Linked DNA regions of Homo sapiens: region 2 is linked to region 1. A link is a loop called in an ENCODE intact Hi-C map of the cell type or tissue named here. Cell type or tissue: right lobe of liver. All regions are shown on one strand. Each heading gives the region's core, and the rest is flanking DNA. Links, peaks and the distances in the headings are about the cores only.

Evidence for each region. Peaks named below come from ENCODE experiments on the same cell type or tissue, not always from the same donor. Only the 100,000 strongest peaks of a DNase experiment are listed, where the experiment ranks them.
Region 2: it touches region 1 in a loop (2.2-fold over the local background); 6 of 110 quality-filtered maps call a loop at or near these places.

Annotation. Positions count from the first base shown.
Region 1 is chr22:20,992,387-20,997,579 of GRCh38, reverse strand. It overlaps LZTR1 (leucine zipper like post translational regulator 1), which reads right to left. Exons shown (of 21, transcript NM_006767.4): 11 at 4,676-4,786; 12 at 3,826-3,918; 13 at 3,561-3,656; 14 at 3,311-3,476; 15 at 2,853-3,022; 16 at 2,554-2,710; 17 at 1,708-1,834; 18 at 1,468-1,617; 19 at 779-884; 20 at 614-694; 21 at 1-348. The coding sequence ends at 232. Among named protein-coding and RNA genes, the nearest start is that of THAP7-AS1, 6.9 kb to the left of the region's middle. In right lobe of liver, for the core only: no CTCF peak of the experiment used is centred there; no DNase peak of the experiment used is centred there.
Region 2 is chr22:20,942,767-20,948,286 of GRCh38, reverse strand. All of the region lies in intron 2 of CRKL (CRK like proto-oncogene, adaptor protein), which reads right to left. It also overlaps the pseudogene LOC124905167. Among named protein-coding and RNA genes, the nearest start is that of LINC01637, 12 kb to the left of the region's middle. In right lobe of liver, for the core only: no CTCF peak of the experiment used is centred there; no DNase peak of the experiment used is centred there; H3K27ac peaks cover 1,228 bases.

The DNA of each region.
Region 1 (5,193 bases), core at 194-5,193:
ACAGGAGGGGGTCTGCTTCATCATCCGCTCCCTGTGGGACCTGTGTCTTCAGTGAATTAATGAGTTTGGGGCCCCACATCCCCTCAGCTCTCTTTGGAGGCTCTGGGCACCCTGACCCTTGGCCTGGCAGGTGCACCCACTGCCATAGGCATGCGCATAGCCGGTAGTCTTCTCAGTAGGCAGGGCAGGCAGGCACGGCGATTCTTCACAATGGGCAGGCGCCACAGGGCCTCAGATGTCGGCGCCCAGCTCTGCGCACTGCTTGTCTGAGATGTGGGAGGCCAGGGAGTCTATGATGTCCAGCAGCAGCTGCTGGCTCAGCGACCGCAGGGTGGGCAACTTGGAGACCTGTAAGGCAAGCAGGCCGGAAGGAGATGGGACCAGATCCACCTAAGGGCCATGGTGGGCAGTGGAGCCCTGTGGGGCCTACCCTGCTCAGGGCTCAGGCTGGTCCCAAGGATGAAGCAAGGTGCGGCCAGTGATGGGCTGCTCTGCTTCTCTCACCCCCAGGGCCCACCACTGCAGGGGACCACAGAGCCTGGGCACCCTCCCTGCCTGGGCATGGCCACTGCCAAGGGGAAGCGAGTCCTGAAGGGGAGGCCAGAGCCCTGACCTTGGTGAACTGGTGCACAATGATGTGCAGGCAGTGCCGCTTCATGTCCAGTGCCTGCGTTTTGTCAGCTGCCTCCAGGATCTGCAATGGCAGGGACCTTGAGGCGCTGCCCCTTTCACCCACTCAGTGGGAGCTGCAGCCATGTGCACGGGGCTGGGGGGCTACCTGCAGCACGTTCTGCACCGTCACGTTCATCTCCAGGTTCTGCTTGCAGTACGCCTGCAGCCGGTTGTTGTAGAAGCCGTAGTAGTAGGGGGCCGCAAACAAGTAGCTGGGGCCTGGTTAAGGAGCTGACTAAAGGAAGCTGGTCCGCCCGCACCCTCCCAGGGAAGGACAGGGAAGGGCGCAGCTGGAGCCCCAAGCCCCCACGCCAGCATGCTCTCCAAATGGATTCTGAACTACTTAGTGGGTCAAAGGCCCCATTCAGGATCCAAAGAAAACCATGAATCCCCTCCCGAGAAAAATAGTGTCTGTACATCTGTAGCGCTGTTCCATGGCCTTGCAGGCCTAACAGGCATCCTGACCCTCCATGTTCAGACCCCTACTGAAGTGACATAAGGAGTACCTCCATGTCTGTGCTCAACTGTCACACAAAGCAATGACCCACCCCGTCCTCTGGGCAGTTGTGAGGGTCAGGAACCCACTGGTTCCTCCTGGCTGCAAACCCCTCCTTGCCAGCTGCCAACTGCTTCAGAGAGCACCAGGCCCAGCCCCAGGCACCAGCAAACCCTCTGGAGGGAGGCGCTGGGCCCAGATCACCTAGCTGGGGCAGGAGAGCGGGCCTCAAAGCCACCTGAGGTGGGTGCCAGGACCCCTTGGTGGGGACCTGGGAGTTCACTGGGGAGTGAGGATGCAGCGAGTCCTCGGGCGGCATGTTGACCTCGCCGTAGTAGATGTAGCGCAGCATGGACTCGAAGGCCTGCCTGCTGGGCACCATCTCCCCGATGGAGATGTTCACCTGCCCATCTTCGGGCATGAAGGACCGGAACATGGCTTCAAAGTAGCTGCAGACAACGAGCGGTAGGCACCTGGCCGTCAGCAGAACGAAGACACCATCCAGGCCCACCCTCCCCTCCTGTCCAGCCCCCACCCACCTGGAGCGGGCGGCCAGGATAGCCTTGTGGGCTGGCCGTGGGTGCCCGTCAAGCAACAGAGTGATGTCACAGAATTCCGCGCCCGCTCCCTCCAGGTATGCCTTCATGTCCTGGATCAGAGATGTGCCTGGGGGTAGGAGGGTCCCTGAGCAGGTACAGCCTGGGATTCTGGCCTTGGGGCCCCACGGCACTACCTTCCTGCATATCTGCCCATGTTGCTGCCCTGAACAAAACTTCACCCAGGCAGAAGGCCTCACTCGCCCTGAGGTACCATCAGCCACATTCTGTCCTCCCTCGGCGCCCTGGCCGACTCAAGCACTATGCCCCACGCACAGCCCACCACCCAGCGTCTCATCTTCCACCCAGCTTGCTGTACCCCCTCGCTGACCTCATGATCAAGCCCCCTCCAGGCCCACTGCATGGCCTCTGGTGCCTGCAGACATCACCAAGAGCCAGCAACCGGGGTCAGCACAAGCCCCAGGGAGAGCTGGGGGAATGAAGGGGCCTGTGACATTACAAGCAAAGAGAAGTCCAGAGACTGATCACCGTGACCCTGGGCCATCAGACCTGACATCCTAGCCCGAAAGAGGTGCCCCATGTCCACCCCCAGAAATTGGCTCAGGAAATCCCAGGTCACCAGGACACAGCCCACTGTGGCAAGCCCCATGGGTCGGGGGCTTCTGCCTTCATCTGTTTCCTCCCTGTACCCAGGAGAGCACTCTGGGGTCCCATGGCACCCACCCCCACCCCGAGGGCCTGGCAGGTGCTCTCCATGGCTCCCAATCTCCTACCGCAGATGAACACCATCCCTCCCAGCCCCCAGGGAAGGGGAACGGGGCTCCCTACCAATGTCCACTGGCTGGTCCAAGGGAGTGCGAGGGGGCGGCTGCTGCTTCCGCCGCACAATCTCCACTATCAGTGGAGAGGAGAGGCGCTCGAACTCCTTCATCATGATCACCTGGTTGAAGTGGGACTCCTTTACCACGAAGTTCAGGCAGTGCTCCTGGGGCAGACAGGCACAGGCAGGCAGGCAGAGTCAAGCCAGGGCCCCAGGCTGGGCGAGGGGCTCACAGTGGTGGGCAGGGAGGGGGCCTAAGCCTGAGCACACCCCACCCAACCCTGATTGCGCTGACCCCACCCCACACCTTGAGTTGGCTCAGCTGCAGCCGGGCGGCACTCTCGCACACAACCAGCACGTTCTGCAGGTCCACGGAGGCCTCGATGTACTGGCGGCACAGCTGCTCCAGGCGGCACAACTGGAAGCTCAGTGCCAGTTTGTACACATCCATGATGAGCAGCACATCCTCCACATGGCCTGCGCCCCAGAGCCCCCGAATCTCAGGGAGCCGGAGAGGGGAGGGCAGGGCACAGGGCGCAGGGCTCCCCCCATGGAAGAGTGTGGGCTGGGGCCACTAGGTAGGAACAAGGCCTCGGGGGACTCAGATGGCGTCCAGCTGCAGTGATCATGGGTAAGGAGGGTGACCTGCAGCCTCTGAGCCTCAGGGGGCCCATCAGTAAGGCAGGGCTGGCAGCACCCACCTTTTGGCTCTGCTGCCCGCACCCCAGCCCACACCAACCCTGCTCCACCCCCACCCAGGCGGACCTTTCCGTGGGTATTTGATCTTGTCGGTGTAGAGGAACTGCATGAGCACCTCGAAGGGCCGGGCCTCGGCCTCCCGGATGGCCACGTGCAGCAGGGGCGGCCGGGCCCCACCAGCAGCCACGCCGGGGGCCTCCCTGGGAACTGGGGCGGCCTCCTGCTCCAGCTTCTGTGGGGAGAAGGGAGCTCAAGGACACCCCAGTGGACACCAGGCATGGCTGCCAGGTCAGGGCAGGGCGGTTAGGCACCTCACCTGGGCCAGCCTCTCCCGCGCCTGCGTGATCTTCCTGCGAAGCCAGCGGCTCCGCGCTGTGACAATGGCTACGTGGCCCTGCACGCACTCCTCCTTCTGCACAAAGAATGATGCACTGGCAGAGGGCACAGGACCCTCGCCCCAGAGAACAGAGACCCAGCCAGCCAAGGTCAGCACCACCAGGCCAGCAGCTGTTTTTCTGAGGGGCGAAATTCCCACTGCCCAGGCACAGCAGGCAGAGCAGGGTGCGAGGACAGGCACCCACCTCACCCAGCACGAACTCCACGTCGCAGAACTGGCGGCTCTCCCACAGCCGCCCGTAGTCCTCGTGCAGCGTGCATTTAGGGTAACAGGAGAACTGCAAGAGGGGCCCAGTGAGACTAGATGTTGCAGACAGCAGGGTGGCCCCAGTGTGGCTGTGCAGGCCGACCCTGAGGTCCCCACCTGGCCCATGCTGACCCTCAGGGCCCAGGAGGCAGGTGGGCCTGGCTGAGGAGAGGAAGCAGCCGCTACCCCACCCTGAAAATACAGCCTGGCTCCAGCCTCAGCACCTGCAACTGTCCACGGCCGGCTCCACAGCAGGAAAGGGCTCCCCTGCCTCTCTTGCCTTCGGCTGGGCCCCAGGCCTCAGCAGAGCTCTGCCGTCTCCACTCTGCCTGGACCTGCGTCCTCACACTGGCCCCCACCAGCACATCCCAACCTCCTCCAGGAAGCTGGCCCTGACCTCACTGTGGCTGTGAGTCCCTGCCCTGACCACCTGCTCCTCCAGGCCTGGGAAGGGGCTGTCAACGCAAGCCACTGTCGGCCCTGGCTCTGCCCTGGGCCAGGCTATGATGCCTGTGAGGCTCTGGTGCTGAGCCCAGCTTGGCCCGGCTCCCTCCACTGACTCTGCCGTGAGCCCCAGCACCATCTGCCTGCCCCACTGCACGAAGGCTGCCCACTTTAGTGCCACCTCAGCCCACCCTCAGCCCACAGGGCTCCTCCCAAGGCTTCCATCCTGCCAGGTGTGGCCCTGGCAATGGCCTGGATAAGCCCTGCCCCCCAACTTGGCCTCAGTTTCTCATCACGGGGGATCCGTCCACCCAGCCGGCTCTACAGGCCCACAGGCCCCACACCTGGAACCTGTACATCTCCCCGCTGCGGATGTTGTTGTCCACCGTGCCCCCGAAGATGTACATGGCGTCCGAGATGACAGCAGCCGCGTGGAAGAGCCTCCCACTGGGCAGCTGGGGGACAAGAAGGCAGGGTGGAATGGTGGGGGAGCAGAGCCTCCACAGTGCGGCTGGTGCAGCCAGGTAAGGCAAGGATGCGGCACCTCATGGCCATGAAGGGCCAGGGGGCAGGGTCCCCAAGGGATGAGGGCCCCTGGGTACAGACACAGGTGGGACCTGGTACCCATGTAGGCGAGTGGGGCATGACGGGCCATGGAGACCCTCAGAGTGGTCAGGGCACTTGGGCCAGTGTGTGGCACCCACCCCAGAAAGCTGCAGCCTGGCCAGCAGGGTGAGGGCCCTTGGCCCTGTACCCCCTTTGTGGTGTGACCCCAAGCAAGTATTTCTCGGGGCCTCAGTCTCCCCATGTGTGAGAGGTGTTGATCACAGGACCTGTTTCAGGGGGTGATGGAGTCTTAATG
Region 2 (5,520 bases), core at 252-5,251, 49 kb after region 1:
ATAAATGACTGTGATGGATACTAAGCAGCCAAAGAAGACTACGGGAAGATTAAAGATGAGGCTAAGGATTGAAAGCTGCCAAGAACACTCACACCTCACGCCTTCCAATTAACTTGTGAGTCTGGCGGTCTTCAACAGGATACTTTCTACATGATCCTACCTAATCAATTAAATAAATTTACTGAACATCTACTCCATGGAAAATGGGCAGGTCAGTTCGTATCCTTAAAAAACTTCTGTCTTTTGAGTGGGATACACAATGAATCTTTGTCAGATAATAACATAGTGTGAAAAGCACAAAGTGGCCGGGCGCAGTGGCTCACACCTGTAATCCCAGCACTTTGGGAAGCTGAAGTGGGTGGATCACTTGAGCCCAGGAGTTCAAGACCAGCCTGGGCAACACAGTGAAACCCTGTCTCTAAAATACAAAAATGAGCCAGGCGTGGTGGCATGCACCTGCAGTCCCAGCTACTTGGGAGAATGAGGTGCGAAGATCGTTTAAGCGCAGGAGGCAGAGGTTGCAGGGGTGCAGTAAGCTGTGATCACACTACTGCACTCCAGCCTGGGTGACAGAGCAAGACCCTGTCTCAAAAAAAAAAAAAAAAAAAAATGAAAAAAAGAAAAAAGAAAAGAAAAGAAAAGAAAAAGCCTAGGCGCAGTGGCTCACATCTGTAATCCCAACACTTTGGGAGGCCAAGGCAGATGGATCACCTGAGGTCAGGAGTTCGAGACCAGCATGGCCAACACGGCAAAACCTCATCTCTACTGAAAAATACAAAAATCACCAGGCGTGGTGGCAGATGCCTGTAATCCCAAATTCCAACTACTCGGGAGGCTGACGCAGGAGAATCACTTGAACCTGGGAGGTGGAGGTTGCAGTGAGCCAAAATCGTGTCACTGCACTTGGTGTAGCTGGGCGCAGTGGCTCACACCTGTAATCCCAGCACTTTGGGAAGCCAAGGTGGGAGGATCACTTGAGGCCACATGTTCAAGACCAGCCTGGGTGACATAGTGAGACCTAGCTTCTATTGAAAAAAAAAAAAAAGAGAGAGAGACAGAAAACACATAAAAGCAGCAAGTGGCAGAAAAACACTATTAACTCAATGCTGCAGAGCACAGGATTCAAGGAGCTACTGCTTAGACAGAGGGAACCTGGACCAGCAGAAGTAGGTCAAAGAGCAGCCTAGGAAGAGAATGGCTGAGAGACTTCTGGTGGCCCCTTGACCATTAGTGCCTCATTGTGGCCTTGCAGGAGTTTCCACATGCTAAAACACCATCATCATTCTTCATGCTGTTTTCTATCTCAACACAGTAAAGATATCCTGGCTGTTATGCAGCCTGCTGTCCAGTTACAGGCCTGGCTATGGACCAGCTTCTTCCATGGCTCTACCAAACAGTGCTTGTGCTCAGATCCTAAAATGGCTGGTAGCTTGGCAGCCATCTTGCCGTTTCCCTCATCACTCCCTATTCTGGTGTGGTGCTCTTCCTCTGGGTTCATGGTACACGGATCCAGCTCAAAGAAGCACTCACTGTGGAGGGCAGATCAATCTGTTTTTTTTTTTTGGAGGGAGGGGTGCTCTACACCTTCAGAGAAACTTCTCTAGTAATGAACTATAGAAATGATCCCTGAAAGTATAGTCTTAGAGGGCAGACCAATCTTGATGTGGGTAGATACCAACTCAGTTCACGGGGCAAACTACACCTGGGAGATGTGGCTGACCTTATCAACAGATTAAGAGGAAGCACATACCTAATGCATCATCCTTATTAATTTTCACTCTATGGAACAGGCCAATCCTAATCATTATTAGAACTGTCAAAACACTATCTTTGTGGCTGGCCGCACTTAGCACCTGGGGAGTGGACACATTAACTCTAAAACACATATGCCAGGGACACTAGTCAGCCCTTTTATGTCTACCAAGAGTTAAATGGCAAGAGGGTACCTCTTGCTGCTGGCAATAGTTTCCTACAGCCCTACTTGTCCAGAGTGTTGTCCAGGAAATGACTCTACTGACTGGCATCTGGCACTTGATTCAAAGAGCAGTCAACGCACTGGAGGGCCCAAGCACTGGTCGTCACAGCAGTTTTTTGGTTCCATAATCAGTCTCCGCTCCCTGTACTGATAGGCTGAGATTGTATGCTTTCAGGTTACATAAAAGTAAGATCAGGAGTACACTGGTGACACTGGAATCATAAATTCTAACTTGAGTGATGTGAATGGGTCTCAGTGATCAAAGAACATCCTGCGAAGTTGTATGCAAATACATGAATGTATGCTGTTTTTCTGAAGACTGCACAACTTTCACTGGATTCTCAAAGGGGCTTATAGCCCCCAAAATATCTAAAACAAAACAAAGCCCATGTACTATAATCACCAGACAGGTATCATCCTGCTCTCTGTGGCTTTTATTCCTCTAGTCATTCAACAAATATTGAACATCTATGTGTAGGCCGTGAAGAGATACAACAGAGGACACAAAGGAGACAAACACCCCTGGCCCTCACGGAGCTGCATGGGTCCACTGCCTGCCCCTGTGTTCTCTGTGCACCTGCACCTGAATCAGAGTAGCCAGAGAGATAGAGGCTTTAAGAGGGCTAGGCTCCCTGTCTGTGTGCCCTGGCTAGCAGTCAAGTAATCTCATACACTCAAACCCACAACTGAATGCTATCTAATAGGGTTTTAATACTGAAGACTTGGTCTCTTTCTTAAAATTACCACTATCCTTCAGAGTAGTAACTTGATTCAAGAGGGCTGTTTACTGGTTAACACAGAGATTTTATTTGGGAAAGGTAGGGGGCGGGGCTAAAGGTATCACAGGCCAGTATGCTGTGGTACAAGAGTATGTGGGCTTTTGGAAAAGAGGAAGTCAAGACACGATCATATATATAAGAAAAGATACAAATTCAGCAAAGTCGCAGGGTACGAGATCAACACATAGATATCAGTTGCGTCTTATATATTGGTAATGAATAATTAAGAAAGTAATTCCAAGCCGGGTGCGGTGGCTCATGCCTGTAATCCCAGCACTTTGGGAGGCCGAGGCAGGCAGATCAGGAGGTCAGGAGATCGAGACCATCCTGGCTAATACCGTGAAACCCCGTCTCTACTAAAAATACAAAAAATTAGCCGGGCGTGGTAGGAGGCGCCTGTAGTCCCAGCTACTTGGGAGGCTGAGTCAGGAGAATGGCGTGCACCCGGGAGGTGGCGCTTGCAGTGAGCCAAGATCACACCACTGCACTCCAGCCCGGGTGATAGAGCGAAACTCCATCCCAAAAAAAAAGAAAGAAAGTAATTCCAGGCAGGGCACGGTAGCTCATGCCTGAATCCTAGCACTTTGGGAGGCGCCAAGATCATGCTGGGCAACATGGTAAAACCCCAATTCTACTAAAATACAAAAAAAAGTTAGCTGGGCGTGGTGGCAGGCACCTGTAGTCCCAGCTACTCAGGAGGCTGAGGCACAAGAATTGTGCCACTGCACTCTAGCCTGGGCAATGGAGCGGGAGTGAGGCTCTGTCTCCAAGAAGAAAAAAAAAAAAGTGATTCCATTTACAATAGCATCTAAAATAAAAATATCCAAGAATAGGCTGTGCGGTGGCTCATGCCTGTAATCCCAGCACTTTGGGAGGCCGAGGCAGGTGGATCACGAGGTCAAGAGATCGAGACCATCCTGGCCAACATAGTGAAACCCCATCTCTACTAAAAATACAAAAATTAGCTGGGCATGGTGGCGCATGTCTGTAGTCCCAGCTACTTGGGAGGCTGAGGCAGGAGAATCGCTTGAACCAGGGAGGTGGAGGTTGCAGTGAGCCGAGATTGCACCACTGCACTCCAGCCTGGTGACAAAGCCAAGACTCTGTCTAAACAAAACAAAACAAAACGAGAATAATTTAACCATGGTGAAACACTTGCATACCAAAAATTATTAAAGACCTAAATAAATGCAAAAACATTTGTGTTAATGGATGGAAAGACTTATGATTAAGATATTAATATTGGCTAGGTGCAGTGGCTCACACCTGTAATGCCAGCACTTTGGGAGGCTGAGACAGGAGGATCACTTGAGCCCAGGAGTTTGAGACCAGTCTGGGCAACATAGTGAGACCCTGCCTCATAAAAGAAATTAAAAAAAAAAAAAAAAAAAAAGCTAATACTACCCAAAGTGATCTACAAATACAACACAATCCCTATCAAAATTCTAACAGCCTTTTTTTTTGCAGCAATGGGAAAACCAATCCTCAAATTCATATAGAATTGCGAGGAACCTGAATAGCCAAAACAACCTTGAAAAGCATCAAAGTTAGAGGACTTACACTTCCTTGACTTCAAAATTACTACAAAAAGCTATAGTAATCAACAGTGTGGTGCTGGCATATGGAGAGACATATAGAACAATGGAATAGAACTCAGAGGTCAAAAATAAACCCACACATTTATGATCAAGTGATTTTTTTTTAACACGTGGGAGTCTCACTATGTAGCCCAGGCTGATCTTCAACTCCTAGGCTCAAGCAATCTTCTCACCTCAGTCTCCAGGGTACCTGGGATTACAGGTGTGCACCACCACACCCAGCTTGGCCAACTGATTTTTGACTAGGGTGCCAAGTCTATTCAACAGGGAAAGAATAACCTTGCTGGGACAACTGCACCAATTTCCACATGCAAAAGAAAGACTCTGAAACCTTACCTCACACTATACACAAAAAGTCATTTAAAATGGATCAACAGCCTAAATACAATAACTAAGGTCAGGCATGGTGGCGCACGCCTGTAATCCTGGCACTTTGGGAGGCCAAGGCAGGTGGATCACCTCACTTTAGGAGTCCAGAAGAGCCTGGCCAACATGGTAAAACCCCATCTCTACTAAAAATACAAAAAATTAGCGGGGTATGGTGGTGAGTGCCTGTAATCCTGGCTATTTGGGAGGCTGAGGCAGGAGAATTGCTTGAATCTGGAAGGCAGAAGTTGCAGTGAGTCGAGATCGTGAGTGCCATTGTACTCCAGCCAGGGCGACAGAGTGAGACTCTGTCTCAAAAAATATAAAACAAAATAAAAAACAAAAACGCTCAAATAACCCAATTAAAAAATGGGCAAAGAACTTGAAAATATTTATCCAAAGATTTGCCAAAAGCCAATATGAAAAGATGCTCAACATCAGTCACTAGGAACATGCAAATCAAAACCACAATGACATACCACTTCACACCTACTAGGATGGCTATAATAAAAAATATGGAAAATAACAAGTGTTGATGAGGATGTGGAAGAATTTTTTTTTGGCGGTGAAGAAGGGAGCCCTTATATACTGCTGGTTGGAATGGAATATGGTACAGCTGCTATGGAAAATAGTTTGACAGTTCCTCAAAAAGCTAAACATAGGAGGCTCATGCCTATAATCCCAGCACTTTGGGAGGCTGAGGTGAGCGATCAGTTGAGGTCAGGAGTTCAAAGCCTGGCTAACATGGCAAAACCCTGTCTCTACTAAAAAATACAAAAATTAGCCAGGTGTGGTGGCACGT